Regions from separate parts of the Mus musculus genome. Here all the other regions are linked to region 3. The links are chromatin loops, found by intact Hi-C in ENCODE. Cell type or tissue: left cerebral cortex. All regions are shown on one strand.

Region 1 (5,000 bases), 320 kb after region 3:
CAACTTTTTATAGGTTCTTTGCGAATCTCACATCATGTGCCTAACCCCTCATCTTTACCTCCCTCCTTCCCCATGTCTTTACAAGCTCCCAAACCCAACAGGTCTGTGCAGTGACAGACTGGTGGTCATCTCAGGATAGCTGTCTGGGGCCCATGGCATTTCAGGCTCATTCCTCACCTGGGCCTACCCTGGTGGCAAGGGCTCACTCTTGGGCTCACTCACACCTGGTACTTGCAGTCTTAGACAAAGTTCTTCTAGCCTCCAGCTAGCTCTCTGACCTGAGAACTGGGCCCACACAATGAGGGACAGACATGTTGTTGGTTGTCTCGGGCTTCCTATTTTCAGAGAATGTTAGGCAACTAAGCTATCAGGTATTCACAGGTCAGAACACATTGAGCATAGACACAGCCTCTCTCTTCTGTGCCACCTACTGACTCACAGAAGACACATCAGTCACACCCGTGACACCTCTAGAGGCAGGATTACATATTTTAAATGAGACTGATTGTGCTCTGTTTAACATAGATGTTCATACCAGACATGGTGAATTGCTGACAATTATACTGAGACTTTCCTATCAAGGCAGGAAAACTCTCTTGTCCAAAAGGAAATTGTGAACCTTGACGTGAAACAGAGGACTGATGTCCTACTGCCCCCACCCCACGTCATATCCATATCAAATTGTGAGATAGCTTCCAGTTTACTGTGACTATTTGCACACACTGCTTGTTGTTTGCATTTACGCTAACTCTGAGAGGTTCCTATTAGGGATTCTCTGAATGGCAGAGCTTAACTGTATGTAGCTGCTGCTGCTTGTCACTGATATGACCACAGGGGCAATGGGAATGAACAGTATTCTGTGTGATTCACTTTTTCTATGTGGTTCACATATGAAGGGGAGAGACTAGTGAACACTCATAGCCTCAGGAGGATTACTCTTCTGAAGACACACTACCCTTCAAGGAGAGAAGACAGAAATAAATCAGAACAGAATCTCCCACTGGCTTATAGCTAGTCCCATATAAACCCAAGGGAGTGTCTGGATGCCTATCGCCCACTGAATCAGAACTCGCATTCTCTTACAGAGGTCTGTTCCGTGCCGTATTTTTTAAATGATGACTACAGTAGGAGAGTTGAAGCAAGAGGGCCATCAGGAACTCAGGGAATAACTTGACCACCACTTTCTCATAAGAAGTCACAGGTAGAAATGTGCACAGGGCCTGAGATGCCTAGAAGGAAAGGAAAGTGGAGTTAAAGTAGGCAATTGTCTCCCTCCAATGATTGTCAGTCATACAGAGGGCTAGAATGGCTGCAAGCCTTCCCAGTCTCCTTCAGCATGCATGTGTATTCACTCAACCACACTCACTAAATTTGTTGTAAAGCAGAAACTGAGCCAAGCTTTCTTGGTAATGAGATTCCAAGGCACTGGGAATGGTTCCCTTCCAGCTGTCAGATTTGTGGAAAGAAACCCAGTTCTCAATGAGGGCATATAGCCCAAGGTTCACTTCCTATGTGGCCATGAGGAATAGTCTTACTAGTAAGAAAAGTCTTTGTTAGGCTTGTTAAAAAGCAAGGAAAGTGATACAGTCAATAAGAGATGCAGCAAGTCATCCCTGAATCTCTTGACTCCTGTGTAGTGACCCCCATAATCCCCACTATCATCCATACACACATCCATACACACCTCATATTAATAAAAAACAGCATCCCTTTTCACGACATTTCTCTCAGTTGTCTCTCAGGCTTGATGATGTTGGTCCATGGGAGAAACATGATGGACACAGGTGATATCAACTCCGTATGTGACTAGTGAAGACTTAGCTGGTGGCTATCTCTTTATAGTCACATACAATTTTGCCATTGGGTAGCTCCTTCTGATTCTTGGACTTCTTGCTATACAAGTCACACTTCCATTAGGACGGGATTTTGCTCTGCTCTCTGCCTTTCCAAGATGCATATAAGTATTTTCCTGCATCAGCCCAGGATTCTGATTTTAAGTCCTTTCAATATGGAGGAGTGCCATGTCCAACTTACCTTAAATTATCACTGTCACCTTCTTTCCCCAACATGTACAGCTATATATTTCCTATGATATCAAATGTACATATTTGTTCTTCGTCTCTATATCTTAACAGAATGCATACTCTGATTAATGAATATGTATTCGATGCATGCATGCATGCATGCATGATCAGAAGGGGCTGGGTCAAGGAGGAGGGTCTTAATCTGTGCTGATAGTGTCATGATCAGGAAGACAACAGAATAGAAACGCTCATGGTGTCACTTACCGCCACAGGCATCATGTTGGTGGCATCGAGGGAGAAACGTCTTTTTTCTCCCAGTGTTTCCTCTATTTCTCCAGGCTTTCCTTTTAGTATCAACAAGATTGTCTTCAGCACTTCAGATGCAACACTTGACTCCATACTTGCTGCTTGCCACAGCAGTAGCAGAGTTCTGCAAACACAAGGTGTCTAGAATCATGTTTACCATTTGCAATTCTAAGTTTGTTACAGACAGCAGAAGGGTGGTGAAACCTTGATCTCCGCCAGCATATGAGCTGTAGAAATAGAACCATATGATTTTTCTAATCTTTCCTAATGCACCTGTTAGAGTTGAAGTGACTCATAGACTCAGGGTAACAAGGTTTTGTTGTTTAATATTTCTTGTGGTCCTAGGTCATGAATTTCAGATGACCATTGATGGGCATGAGTTTCAGATAAGCATTAATGAATAGAAAATTCTCAGTTGGTTTCAGTAATTTTAAAAAAAGATTAATTTTATTTTTGTGTGCATGCATGCAAGTGGGTGCCTATGAAAGGCAGAAGAGGGCCTTGAATTCCCTGGATCCAGAGTTGGTTGTAAGTCACCCAACATATGAGTACTGGGAATTTAACTCTGGCTCTCTGTAAGAGCAGTACTTACTTAACCACTGAGCCATTTCTCTGGCCCTTATTTTGGAGCTTATGTCTGCTCTTTATAAATAAGAAAAACCCGGGCTGGTGAGATGGCTCAGTGCTTAAGAACACTGACTGCTCTTCCAGAGGGTCTGAATTCAATTTGCAGCAACATGGTGGCTCACCAGCATCTATAAAGGGATCTGATGCCCTCTTCTGGCATGCAGGTGTACACGCAGACAGAGCACTTGTACATTAAAACAAAATTCATAAATAAATAAGAAAAACTTGTATGTTTGAGGGTTTTCTCAAGAAAAAAAAAGTTGACAATGGACAAAAAATACATTCTCTTTTTGAAAAAAAAGTTTGGGTGAGATTTGTAACAATCACAATTTAACCCCTTCTCCCAATAGTGGCATTAATACAGTCTTGAGGTCCTACTGTGTGTTAAGCATTGCACAAAGTAACATGTAACATATGATCATATTTAAAACATGTACAGACAACCTAGATGATGTAAAAATAAATTTCTTTTCAGAAAAAGAAATTGGGCCTGACTAGACAAGAGGACCAAGCTTGGGCCACATGACTGAGGAGTTTGTGGGCCGTTTGTGGACCAGTATGTGCAGCGGGACAGCCTGGGGGAGGCCTTACTTGTCTGCAGGGACTGGGAACTCCATGAGCTGAAAGATGACCTTCTTCGGGGAAGCACGTGTTAACACGCTGATAACGTGCAGCATGACACTCTTCATCATGGGGGAAGGATTCCCACAGAGCTGCTCATAAATGTCTTCCACAATTTTAGACACCTGGAAGAAGAATTTCCTCCATCAACAGAGATGTCAAGTTCCTTGTGCACTTTTAAAAGGGGCCATTTCTCTGTTACAGGAATTCAGCCTTTACTGGAATGACCAATATAGCAATTAGCATACCAAAAAGCAGTAACAGAAAGTATACTTACATGAATGCAATGAAATACTTATTAATGGTCAGGAATAAAGTCATGTAAGAGCAGGAGATCTGGACAAAAAGCTCTACAAGGGTAACCTGGTTGAGGTGATAAGTTGCTGAGTTCCATTTTGGATCAGTTTCTGATCGGTTACTGATTTGTTGTAGTAGAAGGTAGTTTCCCATCTCCAGTTTTCTGTTTGACCCCTGTTCCTGCCTCCAGTGATATGCTATGACGTCTCCTAGGAGGCTCTCTGGGGGGCTCTTTCCTATTGTGTTGGTTAAGGAGATGACCATGAACCTCCCATTTCCCCTCAAGTTATGTTCGGCCTGTGGCATGAATGCTCTTGCCCATAGCAGCAATGAGAACTCTCTACGAGGTAAACTTCGCCCTGCCTGCTTTCTGTGTCTGAATGGCTTCCCTTTGCCTCTCTTCTCTTGTGTGCACAGTTGTGTCAGGAGAGGGAACTGTGAGTCCTGTATGTCTATCACCATCAAGACTGTGATATGGGTCTCTGACCCAAGGATCTGGGTGGGGACTCTTAGCCAGAAGGTCCTCTCACTCTTGTCTAAATTTAGCTTGGATTTGTCAGCTTGAAGTTGTTAGTCTTTCAGGCTGAATTTTGTAATTCGAGCCCCAACAGTAGCACGGAGCACAGAAAATCCTTGTAATAGGTGAGGCTTGCATGGTTTTTGTGGCCCCAGTTAAATGTAATGTTTACAGTGTTCTGGGTGTATAGGATGATGTTTGAGAAGCTCAATGGGAAAAGAAGCTGAATATGAGAGAGATCAAACCACTCAGCTGGAAAAATGAAACAGAAGGAAAGAAAAAAAAAAGGCATTATGGTCTAAGTATGTCTCCCAAATGTCATGTTAGAAACTCAGCTCTCCAATGCAACTCTGTGTGTGTGTGTGTGTGTGTGTGTGTGTGTGTGTGTGTGTGTGTGTGTGTGTGTGTGTTTGCCTGTGTAGATGAATGTGGAAGCCAGAGATTGATGTCATAAACACCATTTCTTTACCTTATGTGTTCGATTTAGGATGTGTTTGAGCCTAAAGTTTGCTCTTTGGGCTAAGCCAAGGAGCCCCAAGAATCCATCCGCCTCAGTCCACCAGTACTAGAGTTACAGACACACTCCACTGCGCCATGCTTTTACATGG
Region 2 (5,000 bases), 1.2 Mb after region 3:
GCCTGGCTTTTATTTGTTTCATTCTTTTGAATGAAAACCCCAAAGTTAACCTCTGCCTCCAGAAATGAACGTGAATCATAATAGGTAGGAATCCTGTGCTTGAGCAATCTATGATGCCATCACACATAAGGTCCATCAGTACAGTCGATAGCACTACGAAAAGGTGTTAACATTTCAGTTATGATGAGATGCTGTTTATGGTAAAATGCTTCCAAATCCTAGGAACATTAGGAAACCCTAGAGTTTTTACACTTTATAAAACATGTGAGCACTCTGGGGCAGCAGAACGATGCAAAAGGAAACAGGTTCAGAAGCTTTGGCAATGGGATTGGCAGAGAGGAAAGCCTGCCATACCAGACAGCTTAGGCCTTCTTGAGCAGAGTAATCAGAACAGAGGTGTAGGGGGAGGGCGTGGGAGTTAGCCAAATAAATACCAAACGTTGGGAGGTTGGCAGACTGAAGGAAGAGCTGGAACAGAAGTCCTAAGACGCGTGACTGTCCATCTGAGTTGGTTGGATGTGGGTGGGCAGGTTGACTGAGTGAAAGGTGAGGTCTAAGAGGAAGTGCTAAATCCAAAGTGTGTTCTTGCTCTTGGAGGCCAGAAGAGGCCATCAGAGCCCCTGGGCCTGGCGGTACAGGTGAGTTACCTGATGTAGGTGCTGGGAAATGAACCTTGGTCCTGTACTAAACCAGCAAGTGCTCTTAACCACTGAGCCATGATTCCAGCCTCACAGGCCTCAGACCACATCTGTAACGTGCATCCAGATGAAGCACTAAGCATCCATAAGGAACAACTCGAAATCAGCATATGAAATACTGAAATACTGTCTTCAGAACTCATTACCCACTGGTGTTAGCAAGTGAATCAAATCATAAAAACTTAAGCTTGTTTTAGTTTAAGATGTAGGACCTTGAGCCTGGAGTGGTGGCTCACGCCTTTAATCCCAGCACTTAGGAGGCAGAGGCAGGCGGATTTCTGAGTTCAGGGCCAGCCTGGTCTACAAAGTGAGTTCCAGGACAGCCAGGGCTATACAGAGAAACCCTTTCTCAAAAAACCAAAAAAAAAAAAAAAGATGTAGGGCCTTGCTGTGCTTAGCCAGGGGACCAAGAAAACAAAGACTGGTATTATTTCCCCCACCTATGACAAGATTTTTTTTTTCTAATTACCCCTAATCAATTAGCATAGAAAAAAGAAAAACAGGATTTTCCCAAAGCCATACAGTTTCCCTTATCTCATGAAAAATCTAATCACCCTCAGTTTTGTAGGACCATTTCTATGAAGGAATTTATCATTTTAATTCAGAAACAAACTTTTACTACCTATATGTCCTGATCAACTTATCTCCTTAGTTTGGAATCAGAAGAGGCATATTTAGTCAAGCCATTAGTACATGTAGCCTCAGAGGCCCAGTAATATTATCATCTATATGAATTAACCCATAAGGCTAAGTAGCAGGCATCAGAATAAGGGGAAGTGCCTAGGTTGAAGGTCTTGGATAGTAGACAAGGTTTAGTCTCTTATAAGTCCTTTCATGTCAATCTGGGCAGCCCTCAGCCACACAGTTTTGTCAGTTAATAGGTTGACAGTCTGGTGAGTTCTTATCCCTGTGTAGTATGGGGCAGGGTGTCCAAGCATAACCATTCCTGGCTGATTTTTGGCTAGGAATGATTAACTCAGTTCCCAGGGACCCTCTAACCCTAAGACGTAGAGTCTACTTCCCCGGGTTTTCCTGTTTCCCAAACACCAGAATCTTTTTAAAGAAAAATTTCAGGAAGCCTTAGTTTTACAAACCCAACTTTTGCAATGGAAAGTCCCTCGTTCCAGGCAATTAGGGGATAGCATCACAGGAATGCACAGAAATATAAACTCTGTATTCTCTCAAAAAATAAACCTCCCTATCTTTTCTTTTTTTTTCCCACTACAACCAGACATAAAAATGGGCACCAGCAAGTAACAGTCAAGATGGACTGTGGGTTGCTGATTTGTAGTCCTATTATCTAATACCTTCCCTGTCTCCTCAGTTTGCAGGTACAAACCTGAGGCCTGTAGGGGTTGGACCATAACCCAGTATTCACACTAAACAAGTTTTAGGAGGCAGAGGGCCTGGGACCCCGTAAGACTTTAATTCCAGTGGACCCATACTCTGGAGACAGTTCATTTGGCAACAGCATCTGTGGCTTCCACTTTCTTGACCTGGGTGAGGTGGGCCCATGGCGTGATGGCAGCTGTCTTCACAGCCGTAGGAGCAGAGAAATCACCATGTAGAGTCCTACCCGAGGTGGTTTCGGTGGCCCTTCAGCTACCTGCCTGACCCAGACAGTATCACTGGACTGGAACAAGAGGAAACTGGTGGTGGACTCAGAGGTCCACTGGATCTCTCAGGTAATCTGATAAGCAGCCTTTGTGGAGGACTGGACTGCCCTAGTGACTTGAGAAAGGAATGGTTTTGCCAATTGCTGGTCTCTGAGCCTGGGAAGCAGTGGGGAATCTCTTTGAAACATCATCTCATAGCGGGTAAATCCCTCCCTATACAGGGCACAGTGGGTTGAAGACCAAGCAAAGGAAGGAGGCCTATCCATCTTTTGTTGGACTTTCATGAGAGTTTTGTTAGAGTTTCTTTTAATGTCCTGTTTTTGTTTTTGTTTTTTTTAATCTGGCTAGAACTCTGAGGTCTATATGCACAGTGAAGTTTTCAATCTGTGTCTAAAGCTTACCTATTTTAGTTGAGAGGTTTTGGCTACAAAAGCCAGGTTACTGTTTGACACCATTACTGGGGGAACACTAAATCAGGCGACCAGTTCCTGGAGATTTTTAAGCTACTATTTGAGCAGTTTCAGTCTCCGTGAAGAACACTTCTCTCTGCCCAGAAAAGCTATCTATAAAGACAAGCTTGTATCCTCTCCCAGCAGACTGGAGGTTGGTAAAGTCAGTGTTCCCAGAGTGTGTGGGGGGGTTGGTCTCTCATTTGGACACCTTCCAGGATAAGCGCGCTCTATTTTGGATTCACTTGAGCATAATGATGGCATCTGGCTGAGACATCCTATGATAGCCATACCTCAGTCTGAGCCGCTCAGAAAGTCTGTGGACCCCACATGCGTAGCCTGGAGAATGTCACCACAGCCCCGCCGGATGTTTCTAGGAGAATGGTCTTTCCCTCTGGTGTGGGAGCCCAGCAACCTGTGGGTTTGAACTGTCCAATTTTTGTTTATCATGGAGTCTTGGAAGTCTAGATTATGGTTATGTCACCAGAACATCAACAGGCCCCACCAGTCACAGGGCCCTTGATCAGGCGGCCAGGTTAAAAACCCAGCAGTGGAGGACAGCAATTAGTAGGAGAAGCCAATTAGCCTCTTGGAGAGCCAAGAATTTCTAATATTTTTTCCAGCAATGGAAAGCCCTTTCTCTAAATAGACCATACCATGCACATACCCAGTAGTTCTGATGGTCCGTGTATATGGTGGTTGAGTTTTCTTTTCCCCATCTGAGACCCCAAAGACCATCTGCTTTCTGGGCCTGAGATACCCGGCTTGGGCCCAAATCATTTAGGCTAAACTAACTATTGCAAATCCCATGTGCCTGATTTCATATTTTATCTCGTGACAATCGCAGATGAGTACCTGTGGGTTGCCATCAGCCAAGAGGGTAGCAGGGTTGATGGTGGTGGGTTGCTCAAACCTGACTCAATGGTGAGGCAGGAGCAGGACCTGATACTGGGTCACACAGTCATTAGAAATCCAGCATTCTGATACTTTTCAGGGGAGGGCCTCAATGATGTCCTGAGTGCTATGAGTATAAGATCTTGATCCATACTTAAGGTCTTTGCTTTCTTTTATTAAGTTAGCAGTAGCGGCCACAGCTCTTAGACAGGTGGGTACAACCTGTGGCTACAGGGTCCAGTCATTTTGGCAAGTATATCACAGGGTGTTGCCATGACCCCAAAGTTTAGGTTAAAACCCCTTTTGTCTTGTTTAATCTCAGTCTGGATTAAGGGTTCAGTGCCCTTCATCCCATACCCCTCAAAACACACACACACACACACACACAACTGTGGTGGTGTATAGAGGTGTATAGAGGCCTTGCTATTTTCACAAACTCTGTCATCCAGAGGCAGCAATATCCTGCTGCACCTACCTCTCAAATCTCAAACTCTCAAACCTCTTTCTTAGTCTTTGGAGCTGAGATCTGAAGTTCAAACCTACTCTGAGACAGGCTCCTTGCCTCCCCTTGGCTGGTGGGATCTTCTATAAAGCTAGGCTTTCTTAGCCAACATTTTGTAACCAACGATCTGTAACTCTTACGGCAGTCCCTTTTATAATTCATTTCCCAGGAAACCTCTGGTAGAAGAGCAGGAAGTCTGTACTTAGTGTCTTTAAATCCTGGGGCAACCTAGTGCAGGTATATTGCCCACTGTAACCTTTTAAGTGGGTCTATCCACTTAAAAGCAAAGATGGGTTGACTCATCTCTGACAGTGGGAGGTTGAGGGATGCATCTTTCAGTGTACAACTGTCTCTCTAAAATCGTGAGATTCTGAGACCCCAGATTTCTGCACGGGCAGGAGAATGACTGGCAGGGTACCGGGATGCCTGTCTCTTCAAGCCAGACAATATGGACTGCAATTTCCCTTGTTGTTTCCAGGGTCACTGGGTATTGTTTATGCTGGACAGAGGTAGCTGAACTCGTTAGTTGAACAACTATATGAGCTTGGTCCTGGCGTGGGGCTGGGGTTGGTTTCTTCTGACAGAGCACGAGACATACAATTTTTGCTGGGTATTTGTAAGTCTAACTACATCTCATCATAAGAGAAGGTGACAGTGGCTTTCAGGTCATGCAAAAGGTCCTGTCACAATCGGTTCTCTATTGTTAAAAACACTTTGACCAACCTACAGCAACTGGAACCTGCTAATACTTTTAAAAAAGAAAAGAAAAAGGAAAAAACCTTTATAATTTTTTCTAATATCTGGGGCCAACTGGGTGACAAAGGAAATGTTTAATCTTTTA
Region 3 (5,000 bases):
TGGAAGAGGAAAAAGAAACTACTTACGGATCCAAAGACTTAGGCTATTCTGAGAACAGATTTTACTGCTTGAACACTAGTTTCTTCTTCCAGGACTCTCCTGCTTTCCCTTCATCTTTAGCTGTCCTTTTACTTACTATGCACTAACCACAGTAACAAGAGCATTACTCAGTCTTAAATTCTACAGCAAGCCTGAGAGGTACTGATATCATCTTTAGTTTATAATGAAGGGATGGGCTCACAATCACTTCTCAAAAACAAAACAAAACTGAACATTCACAAGCTCTCACTACGCAGCCTAGGCTGGCCTCAAGCCCATTTCTGTCTTCCCCTAGTCTTCCTATGACACCAAACAGACACTACGTTTACATCTGGCAGCATTTTAACCTTCACATGTAACAATGTTCAAACACCCAAGCAAGCTAAAGAAAAAGTACCAGTTAAAAATGTGCCTTATTTTAGCAACAATTATAAATGTACAAGACCAAATGAACACTTTGATAGTTCAGAGCATCCCCTCTGGGTTTAGAAAGTATGGCTTTGACTACAGCACCACTACAAATTTGTGACCTTGATCAAATTACTTCGATCTCTCAAATATCTTGTCCTCATCTGTAAACCAAGTATAAGAGCTCCTTCCTCAAAGACTAGGATCAAAAAGGATAATGTATATAAAGGTCTTGAGAGCATACAGTTAGAGGTTAAGTAATGAGAGATCAGCCAGCATTCTATGTTCTTCACACACACCTACAGACACCCCCCCCAAAAAAACCCAAAAGCTTATTATGACAAATTCATCCCAGAAAAATCATATAAAAACTTCTTTTCTATATGCAAACTCAATCTATTTCTAATTTTTGGAGAATCAATGCATTTGGAGCCAGCCAGAAAAGATGCTGCAGTGCATCTGTGACACACACCTAAAAATGGCTCCAGCCAAAGCAGCATCTTAATGACCAACATGGAAGCTTAAATCTACTTTTAAAAAATGCTAGAGGTCAGACGTGGTGGCCGCTTCATACCACCCTCTCTGTAACGTCTATTAGCGGGAATTGACTCCTGAGCACTCGATGAAGCAAGCATCTTCCGATTCTTCTGGTGCATTCCCAAAGAGAAACCCTAACAGGAGGGCCGCCTACTGTACAATTCTAAGTATCCTGCTGGGGTATGAATTTATGAACCGAGGTTGAAGACCAGCCAATGCGGAAATCCGGGTAGTTTTAAGAGTCAGGAATTACTAGGCAAGTTGGATCCCCCCACCCCAAAGATCTTGAACACACTTCAAACAAATATACATCCCCTTTAAAGAGATCAGAGCGGTCCTTATATGCAAAATCAAGCAAGAGTCCTCACTGGCTCCCATGCTATTTTTCTTCGGTCTTAACTAGGGTCTCTACTCTAGCAACCAGTAATACTAAACGCTCTCTCTGAAAATCAGGCAGCAGCCGAGCCGTATTCCCACAAATGCCGGGCTGGAGCGGCCTAGAGGGAGGAAAAGACTACTCAAATCCTCCAAGAAGTTGTTCAGCTTGTCCCCAGCGGAAGTGGGGTTCGTTGGTCCTGGGTCCTGGTAGAGCCTCTACGACCGCCCTGGACTACACACCGCTGGCTGCAAACGCCAGCCATCACCACAGGAGCATCCGCAGGCACTAAGAGCGCTCGGAGCCGCCACGGGCACCGTCCTCCACGCCGTGGAAAAACGGCGCGCGCAGGCCCCGCGCGGGCGGAGGCTCCCTCGGCCATCGCAGGGCCGCCCCGCCGCAGCACACGCCGCGCACATGGGCGACGAGCCCTGCTCCGGATCTCCGCGGACAGCACGACGCCGGGAGCCCAGGGAGAGACGCCGCGGGCCCCCAGGCCTGGCTCCAGCGCCCGTGCCTTCCCTCCCTCCTCCATCGGGCCTCTTCACGGTCCGGACGCCCTCGCTCTCCTTACCCGCCAGGGTTGAGAACCAAGTCTGCGCGCTTCCAAGGGGCTCGCCCCGGACGGATCAGGGTCAGGGGAGGGGAGATTGCCTCGAGAGACCGTCCGCAGGGCCGCTCGGTCCCGAAAGCCCGAGCCACCGCCGTACAAACCGCCAAAGCACTTTCGCTACCTCCTGAGAGGGTGAGAGCGAGCGAGAAAAAGAAGCAAGATGGCGGCTAGCCAGCCCCTACGTGCTACGTCATGACGTTGCGTACGTAAGGCAAATCTCCGCAAGACCGCCCCGGGGGGGGTGGAGGGGTTGAGGCTGCGGGGTCACGTGACAGCCTCCGCCGCTTCTCGACTGCGGCGGAGGGCAACGCTACCTCCTACTGGAAGGAGGGAGTTCGTCAAGCAGAGCCATTTCGGAGACAAAGCTTTTCCACCTGGGAAGATTCCAAAAACCTTGAGCCCTCCGTGAGGAATCACGACTTGGTTTGTCTCCGTGCATTGACAACAACTGATGGAGGAACATAAACGTTTACAACCTGCGCTTTGACCGAATGTTCTTAGGGGGGGGGGGGGGGCAAAGTGAGGGGCCATGGTGTGGTGGCAATTTGAGAAGACCGAAGTTACCTCGGAGTGAAAAAAATAATCCAAGTGTTAGGGACAAAAGCGACTGGCGTGCTTTGCTGAGGCCACCTTCGGCATTTGTAATTTTGGTGTAAAATAAGGCACTGTTTATTTCTGACTCCTCTGGCAATGTTTACCTCTTGGAACAACTACCTAACAGAGAAAACTAACAGTTAAGAGTCACTCATGCAGGCCGGGCCGTGGTGGTGTACGCCTTTAATCCCAGCACTTGGGAGGCAGAGGCAGGTGGATTTCTGAGTTCAAGGCCAGCCTGGTCTACAAAGTGAGTTCCAGGACAGCCATGGCTATACAGAGAAACCCTGTCTCGAAAGCCAAAAAAAAAAAAAAAAAAAAAAAAAGAGTCATTCATGCAGATGTTTACTAGGTAAGTGTATAGTAGAGACAAGGCAGTACCCGAAGTGAGGAAGGAAAATGATAATATTCTACCTGGGGGCTGAGCATGTACCTCAGTGCCGCGTAGTATCTTGTCACATATATGCAAGTCTCTAGGTTTGGTCTTCCTTTCCCCAACGGAAAGAAGGTAATCCACGAGTATGTGATATTTCTCTACTTTATGAGATATCTATAGTGTATAATAAATCCAAAGATTCTTGTCCTGGTCTGAGTAAACTCCTCCGCTTGCAACTGGCATGTATTCATGGGGTGATACCACAACGTTAGAACAACCATAAAATAATAGCGCAGTAACCACAAGTAACTTCTTCCCCAATTGACATTTGTGATCATTTGTTTTAGATTTTGTTTGCTTTGCATTTCTGGGGCTCGAATCTGGGGCTTGCCTTCAACATGTTAGGCAAGTGCTAATCCAACTGAACTATAACCCTTAGCCCCTTCAGAGACCTTCCAAAATGAGACATAATTTGCTGATTGATAGAACAGGACAGAGAGAGGCCTGTCTTTTCACCAAGAAAACACCTTGGTTATTTTCCCACAATCCATTAGAACCAGTCTTCTGTATCCTGGACTTGAAGTATCTTTCTTGAGCAATGCAGGATCCCTCCAACAATCAAATATGCTGACATCTACCTGGTTATGAGACTGACATGTACAAACAGAATATTAATTCATGAGTTTCTAAGAGTTGTGCATTAGGGTTCTCTAGAGTAACAGAATTTATAGAATGAATCTCTATGTATATATAGAAAGAGATTTTGTTAGAATGATTTATGGACTCTGGTATAGCTAATCCAACAATGGCTGCCAATGAACAGAAGGTCCAAGAATTCAATAGGTTTTTCAGTCTACAAGGCTAGATTTCTCAGTTGGTTTTCAGTACATACTGGAATCCCAAAGAAGACTTTAATACCAGTGAAGAAATGGACTCTTGTTAGTGAGGAAAGAGCTAGAAGACAAATAGCAAAAGCTACCTTCTTCAATGTCCTTATATATAGGATAGGCTTCCAGCTGAAGGCATAGCCCAGATTAGAGGTGAGTCTTCCCACCTTAAAAGATCCTGATTAAAGGTATGTTTTCTAATATTTATGTATTTATGTATTTATTTATTTATTATATGTAAGTACACTGTAGCTGTCTTCCCGACACTCCAGAAGAGGGCATCAGATCTCATTACGGATGGTTGTGAGCCACCATGTGGTTGCTGGGATTTGAACTCAGGACAGTCGGCACTCCTAACTTTTTTTTCTAAACTCAAAGATACAGTTTAGAAGTGGATCTTCCACTGGGCAGTGGTGGCACACGCCTTTAATCCCAGCGCTTGGGAGGCAGAGGCAGGAGGATTTCTGAATTCCAGGCTAGCCTGGTCTACAGAGTGAGTTCCAGGACAGTTGGGGCTACACAGAAAAATCCTGTCTCGAAAAAGAAAAAAGAAAGAAGTGGATCTTGCCACTTCAAATTAAGCAAGCAAACAAACAAATCCTCACAGGCAAGCCCCTCCACATTTGTGGGTTTTAGTTAATTCCAGATAGTAGTCAAGTTGATAACCCAGAATAGCCATCACAAACTGTGACTTGTATACATCCATGCTCAAAACTGCAGAGCTGGTGAGAGACACCCCCCCCCCCCACCCCCGACATGGTCTCACTATGTAGCTCTGGCTGTCCTGAAACTCACTAAGTAGACCAGGTAGACCAGGTTGATCTTGATCCAAGATTAAAGGCATGGACCATTGCCCAGGATAAGCCAGTTATCTACCTATTTTTTCCTCCTGAATACTGGGATTCAAGGCACGGGATCCGCTCCTGGCTAGATACAGCATTTACTATAAGAAACCAAAGGGGTCAGAAGATGCTTGGTGAGCAGAGGTTCAGAACAAGTGTTATATACGAGGACATTTCTTGACTTATCTGGTTCCACAAGAGGATGGTTTTGTTTCAAAAGTTGAAATAAATATTGAGTTTCTAGTGGTTGCAGTTTTCTACATTGATTGCCAATATAGCAGGGACATCCTGCTGTGATTTTGATTCAGGCTTCGTTTCTCCTTGACAG
Region 4 (5,000 bases), 330 kb after region 3:
CAGAAACTTTGGAGTTTCATTAGGTCCCATTTGTCAATTCTCGATCTTACAGCACAAGCCATGCTGTTCTGTTCAGGAATTTTTCCTCTGTGCCCATATCTTCAAGGCTTTTCCCCACTTTCTCCTCTATAAGTTTCAGTGTCTCTGGTTTTATGTGAAGTTCCTTCATCCACTTAGATTTGACCTTAGTACAAGGAGATAAGTATGGATCGATTCGCATTCTTCTACATGATAACAACTAGTTGTGCCAGCACCAATTGTTGAAAATGCTGTCTTTCTTCCACTGGATGGTTTTAGCTCCCTTGTCAAAGATCAAGTGACCATAGGTGTGTGGGTTCATTTCTGGGTCTTCAATTCTATTCCATTGGTCTACTTGTCTGTCTCTATACCAGTACCATGCAGTTTTTATCACAATTGCTCTGTAGTAAAGCTTTAGGTCAGGCATGGTGATTCCACCAGAGGTTCTTTTATCCTTGAGAAGAGTTTTTGCTATACTAGGTTTTTTGTTATTCCAGATGAATTTGCAAATTGCTCTTTCTAATTTGTTGAAGAATTGAGTTGGAATTTTGATGGGGATTGCATTGAATCTGTAGATTGCTTTTGGCAAGATAGCCATTTTTACAATGTTGATCCTGCCAATCCATGAGCATGGGAGATCTTTCCATCTTCTGAGATCTTCTTTAATTTCTTTCTTCAGAGACTTGAAGTTTTAATTGAATATTTAGACTTTTGTCTTGAATAACATATCTGACTTGACTCAATGCAACTACAGAAGTAGGTAGAGAGATAAACGGAGATGTATTTTTTTGGTGAAGACATGAATATCCTTTATTACACTGTGAATAGTTTTTTAAAGGATAAACTGTTTCATCAACCTTTGTCTTGCAGAGCTGGTAAGATATTCCTTGCTACTAAGATGAGGGGCTATTAGCCTAGATAGGTGGTTTTGGTGTATTGGTCATTCATCACTTTCTATTTAGTCTGCCGTTGAGAAGTTCAGCAGGGAAACCCCTTCATCAATTACCGTATTTCTGTGTATACGCACAGTGGACTAAAGAGCATACTGCCATCTTGTGAGGGCACTGGCAAGAAGGAAGGTAAACGAGGGCAGTTTGCCAGCAGGAACTCAAAACCCTCATCCCATTTTTAAGAAAGAGAAGTTTATGCCAGCTTATGGCTCCAGAGAGATAAAAATCCATGATGGTAGCTTTATAGAGAGGACTGAATCAGGAGAGACAGAGGCCCACAAAGGACAAACTCAGTGAGCTGAACTTTGGGTTCCCTTTAACTTCAATCAGCCTTTAAGCTGAGAGCTGAGCTTCAATCCCATGAGAACATTACCAACCACGGGTGTCTAGTTTTTATACTCAGACCCTTGATAACAGAAACTGCTGGATAAATATATCTGTTGTCTCAAACTGCTAATATTAAATTTGTTATGTAGTTCATGGACAATATCCAGAACGGGACAATGTGTTAGACATCAATAAATAAAAAATCCACAAGACCTAGCCCAATTTCTTTCTTTGACTTTTTTCTGACTGATCATTGCCTGAGCAGTCTCTGCTCCATTTGAACTCCAAGGGGACCTGTTCTTCTCATTGGCCATTTTGCACACTGGTGTCTTATCTTCTGCTCTCTCTTTTTTGTTCTTTTAGGAGGGTGGTAGCAATGCATTCACCTTTCAATGTGCCAAAGGAGCAAAGACAGGAGCAATGTTTCTATCAATGGCACAATATAACAATCCTAGCTGATCTAGGAAGACATGTTTCTGTATGCAGAAATATGCTCCATTTAATTGAATGAGTAGTTATTTGTGGAGTGTAGGATAGTCTCTACATCATCATGTGAGGGGAATCGCCATTTAAAAAAGTATTTTAGTAACAGAGAAGGTTCATTAACAGTCCAAGAGCTTCTGAAACTCGGAATGACGGAGACAAGGATCTGTGTAGTTTTCTTAAAATGTAATCAGAGGGCAGAACTAATATTCTTTGTGTTAGATACTGAGATAGACGTAGCAGACCTGTAGGAAGCCTGAGATTTAATTTATTATCAGTAGTTTGGATCATGTAGTTATATACATATAATATGATTTATTTTTTTTTACTGACTTAATCATTTTTCTGTGATATTATTTTTAAAACAAGGCTGACTTAATGAAGTTTATGCCCTCATGATCAAGATAAGCAGCTCCAGAGCTAGCAAAGCTCTGAAAAGTGCTAATGGTCTGCCACCTTGTGGCCTGAGTAACCACTGCAAACCACTGCAGTGCTAGCTAGGTATTATTAGTTGGTAAATAGAACTATGTGGATTTTCTCAACGTGTTGAAATTAACAATGTGTGACTTTGGATTCACCCCTGAATGTATGAGATTATGTTTTTCACACCTGAAGTGTCCTGTGGACAAAGAAACATGTCCTAGGCTACAGTAAGAGGAGAAAAGGGACTGGACATGTAAGACAAAACTCCAAATGTCTGACCTGCTCCCTGGGTGTGACTTAGTGAACTATACCAACATATTCAGAGAGAAGTGCATGATTAGACAGAGAGCAGATAAGTGGTTGGCATCAAATAATTGCTGGGTGATTGGCAGATATTAGGAGTTGCAGAGAAAATATATTAGAGATGAACTATTCTTAATGTTAAGCCTCATTTAAGTAATTCAATGAATGGTTAGTGGGGCACACTTGAAAGTTACTTGGAGGATTAATTGGAAAAGCAACTCTTGATGTAAGCATCCATGGGAGGGAAATGTTTACAGTGTAAGGTTTCTGAGAAGGAGAGCAATGATGTATTCAAAGCAGGAGGAAGTGATACACACTTTGAGAAGAGTTTCAATGTAGTCGTGCCTCTCATGCACAGAGGGCAACCCGGTACAGATTATCCAGGCATCCCTACGTATTGCACAGGAAACCTCTTTCCCAAATTATTGTGTGCCTTAAATATGCTTACAACAAACTGCCCAGGGTCAGACTCCAGAAATTTGAACCAACCTTGGGTACTGAGTCGTGTTGAGTGCACTGAGTCGTCTTTTTGCCCCATGAGGATTGTTACTCTGTAAGCCATAGCATTTGCTGAGAGCCCTCACAATTGTATGCATTTAAAACAAAATATAAAATATTTTAAAAGACAGGAGATAAGGTAAGAATGAAATATCTGTGATATTACAAATAACACTGGGTTAGCAGAGGAGAGTCTATTTAGTCAGTAAAAGTCTGTGTTTTGACATGCCCATTGGATGTGTGTAAAATAGAATACAGTTCAGTCAATCACTGGAAAAAGCACTGCTCTCATTGATTCATGTCCATGGAGGCTGTGGACTCTTTTTATATAACCCTACCTCCCAGTCCATTAGTACTAAGCCAGATTCAGTAATCTCAAGATCTAAGACCTGGCAGGCAGCTCTCTAGATAGACAGTCTTGAGTCAGCAGCATTACTGAAGTCAGTGACTTACATATTTCTTGACCCTCTTGGATGCAAAGATTAATACCCTGGTGATAACCATCATTGCTCGCTCTTGCTGGTACTGACTGTCCTCACTCATCCAAGTGGCCATTTCCTGTTAGAAACACAGCAGCTGTTTTAGAACCACAGTAATTCCACTTCTGAAAGGCTCCTCTATGTAGTTTCCAACTTTACCAAGGCAGGAAACATTATCTACTGATTAATCCATACTTGATCTCATTTTATCTAAAATTGCAGCAAACCCCAACCTTTCAATGACTGCACAACTTCTACTGTTATACTTATACATTTATGTTTTATTAAATTCATTCAACAGTTACTGATATTCACTATAATATAAACTTCTGGGTATCATTAAATGTTTTGTATAAGACGATGATGTTATGTTACCTCTTGTTTAAGTTCATATTTTCACTTTGAAAAGCATGGGATTTGTATTTCGCCTTTAAGAGAGAACTAAAATTGTATCTGATTCAGAAATGTCAACTTACCCAAGAATTATTCTGCCTCTTGTTTTATATATTCTGGAGATAGCACCGTGAGGCCTGCGTACCCATAGAACTGCCACCATGATAGAGGAAACTGCTGATTTCTAGCTTACACCTTCCAAGTCATGGGGGGAGCTACACCTGGACCTGCTTGAGTCACAGCCAGGACAGTAGAAGTGTGGATTGCTGGCGTTCTCAGCAGAGTGTCCACGTGCTGCAGATGAGCTAACACTGTGGTCCTTTGAGTACCTCTCCAGAAACCATGTCTCTGAGGACCTAGCTTGCCTCAAAAATCTGTGAAATGACTTCAGGACACTTCTCCCATTGTCCACTTGATGGACAGGATGACTTCAGGACACTTCTCCCAGTGTCCACTTGATGGGCAGGACCTGGTTTTCTTATGTGCAGACTGATCTGCTGAGTAAGCGAGACTGATCTCCAGTTCATTAGCATTTCATCTCAAGCACTTGCTGTTGTCCTCTCAGGTCCAGGGTGAGAGTTATCCACATATTTGCACTGTACAACACTAGTAATTCAAAGTTTGACATTTACATTTTGTTTCCCTTCTCTCATTTTACTATAACTGACCAAAAGAAGCAGTGTAGGGAAATGGACACTTTGCAACTTAGAAGCTTCTTCTGGATAACCTAGTTCCAAGATGGAAACAGACAAGATAGAGTTACTGACATCTTAACTTCTTCTTCCAGAAGAGGATCTCACATTCAAGTTCTGCCTTTCCTGAAGTTCTAAAACACGGGCACATTTCCTCCAAGTCTCAGTAGATGTCTAAGGAGATTACCCTTTATGTTAGACTCCAGCACCTGGTTCCTCTTTTCTGAGACTTTATCCATGTGGCCTTTGTTTACATTTTTCTACCTGTGTCCTGTCTGAGGTCAGAGTAGCAGCTCATAAGAAGATTTAGATTTAGGCTTCTGCTGTAGCTCATTTTCTGGCTCCCACAATGGCTACTAAACTTCTATTCATAGCCCGCGTCTGCAGATTCACTCATCTTCATTACCTACTTTCCCAACTGACTTCGTATAATT

Evidence for each region. Hi-C counts contacts between places; a loop is a spot of excess contacts. Peaks named below come from ENCODE experiments on the same cell type or tissue, not always from the same donor. Only the 100,000 strongest peaks of a DNase experiment are listed, where the experiment ranks them.
Region 1: a loop joins it to region 3, with 2.7 times the contacts of the local background. A loop is called at or near these places in 2 of 42 quality-filtered maps.
Region 2: it touches region 3 in a loop (4-fold over the local background); 4 of 42 quality-filtered maps call a loop at or near these places.
Region 4: a loop joins it to region 3, with 2.9 times the contacts of the local background. A loop is called at or near these places in 4 of 42 quality-filtered maps.

What each region holds. Positions count from the first base shown.
Region 1 is chr1:163,054,471-163,059,470 of GRCm38, forward strand. Mroh9 (maestro heat-like repeat family member 9) reads right to left here. Exons shown (of 22, transcript NM_030071.1): 11 at 3,549-3,703; 12 at 2,289-2,454; 13 at 1,084-1,229. Gm22671 (a small nucleolar RNA gene) reads right to left here and starts at 481; the gene lies at 348-481. In left cerebral cortex, a CTCF peak has its summit at 3,119 (motif pointing left); a DNase peak (open chromatin) is centred at 3,062.
Region 2 is chr1:163,921,334-163,926,333 of GRCm38, forward strand. No RefSeq gene overlaps it. Among named protein-coding and RNA genes, the nearest start is that of Scyl3, 5.9 kb to the right of the region's middle. In left cerebral cortex, no CTCF peak of the experiment used is centred here; a DNase peak (open chromatin) is centred at 2,965; H3K27ac peaks cover 985 bases.
Region 3 is chr1:162,738,391-162,743,390 of GRCm38, forward strand. Prrc2c (proline-rich coiled-coil 2C) reads right to left here and starts at 2,166. Exons shown (of 35, transcript NM_001081290.1): 1 at 1,935-2,166. In left cerebral cortex, CTCF peaks have their summits at 1,023 and 2,297; DNase peaks (open chromatin) are centred at 1,144, 1,647, 2,184 and 2,687; H3K4me3 peaks cover 2,765 bases; H3K27ac peaks cover 1,837 bases.
Region 4 is chr1:163,068,463-163,073,462 of GRCm38, forward strand. It overlaps Mroh9 (maestro heat-like repeat family member 9), which reads right to left. Exons shown (of 22, transcript NM_030071.1): 7 at 3,456-3,560. Among named protein-coding and RNA genes, the nearest start is that of Mroh9, 15 kb to the right of the region's middle. In left cerebral cortex, a CTCF peak has its summit at 2,239 (motif pointing left); a DNase peak (open chromatin) is centred at 2,239.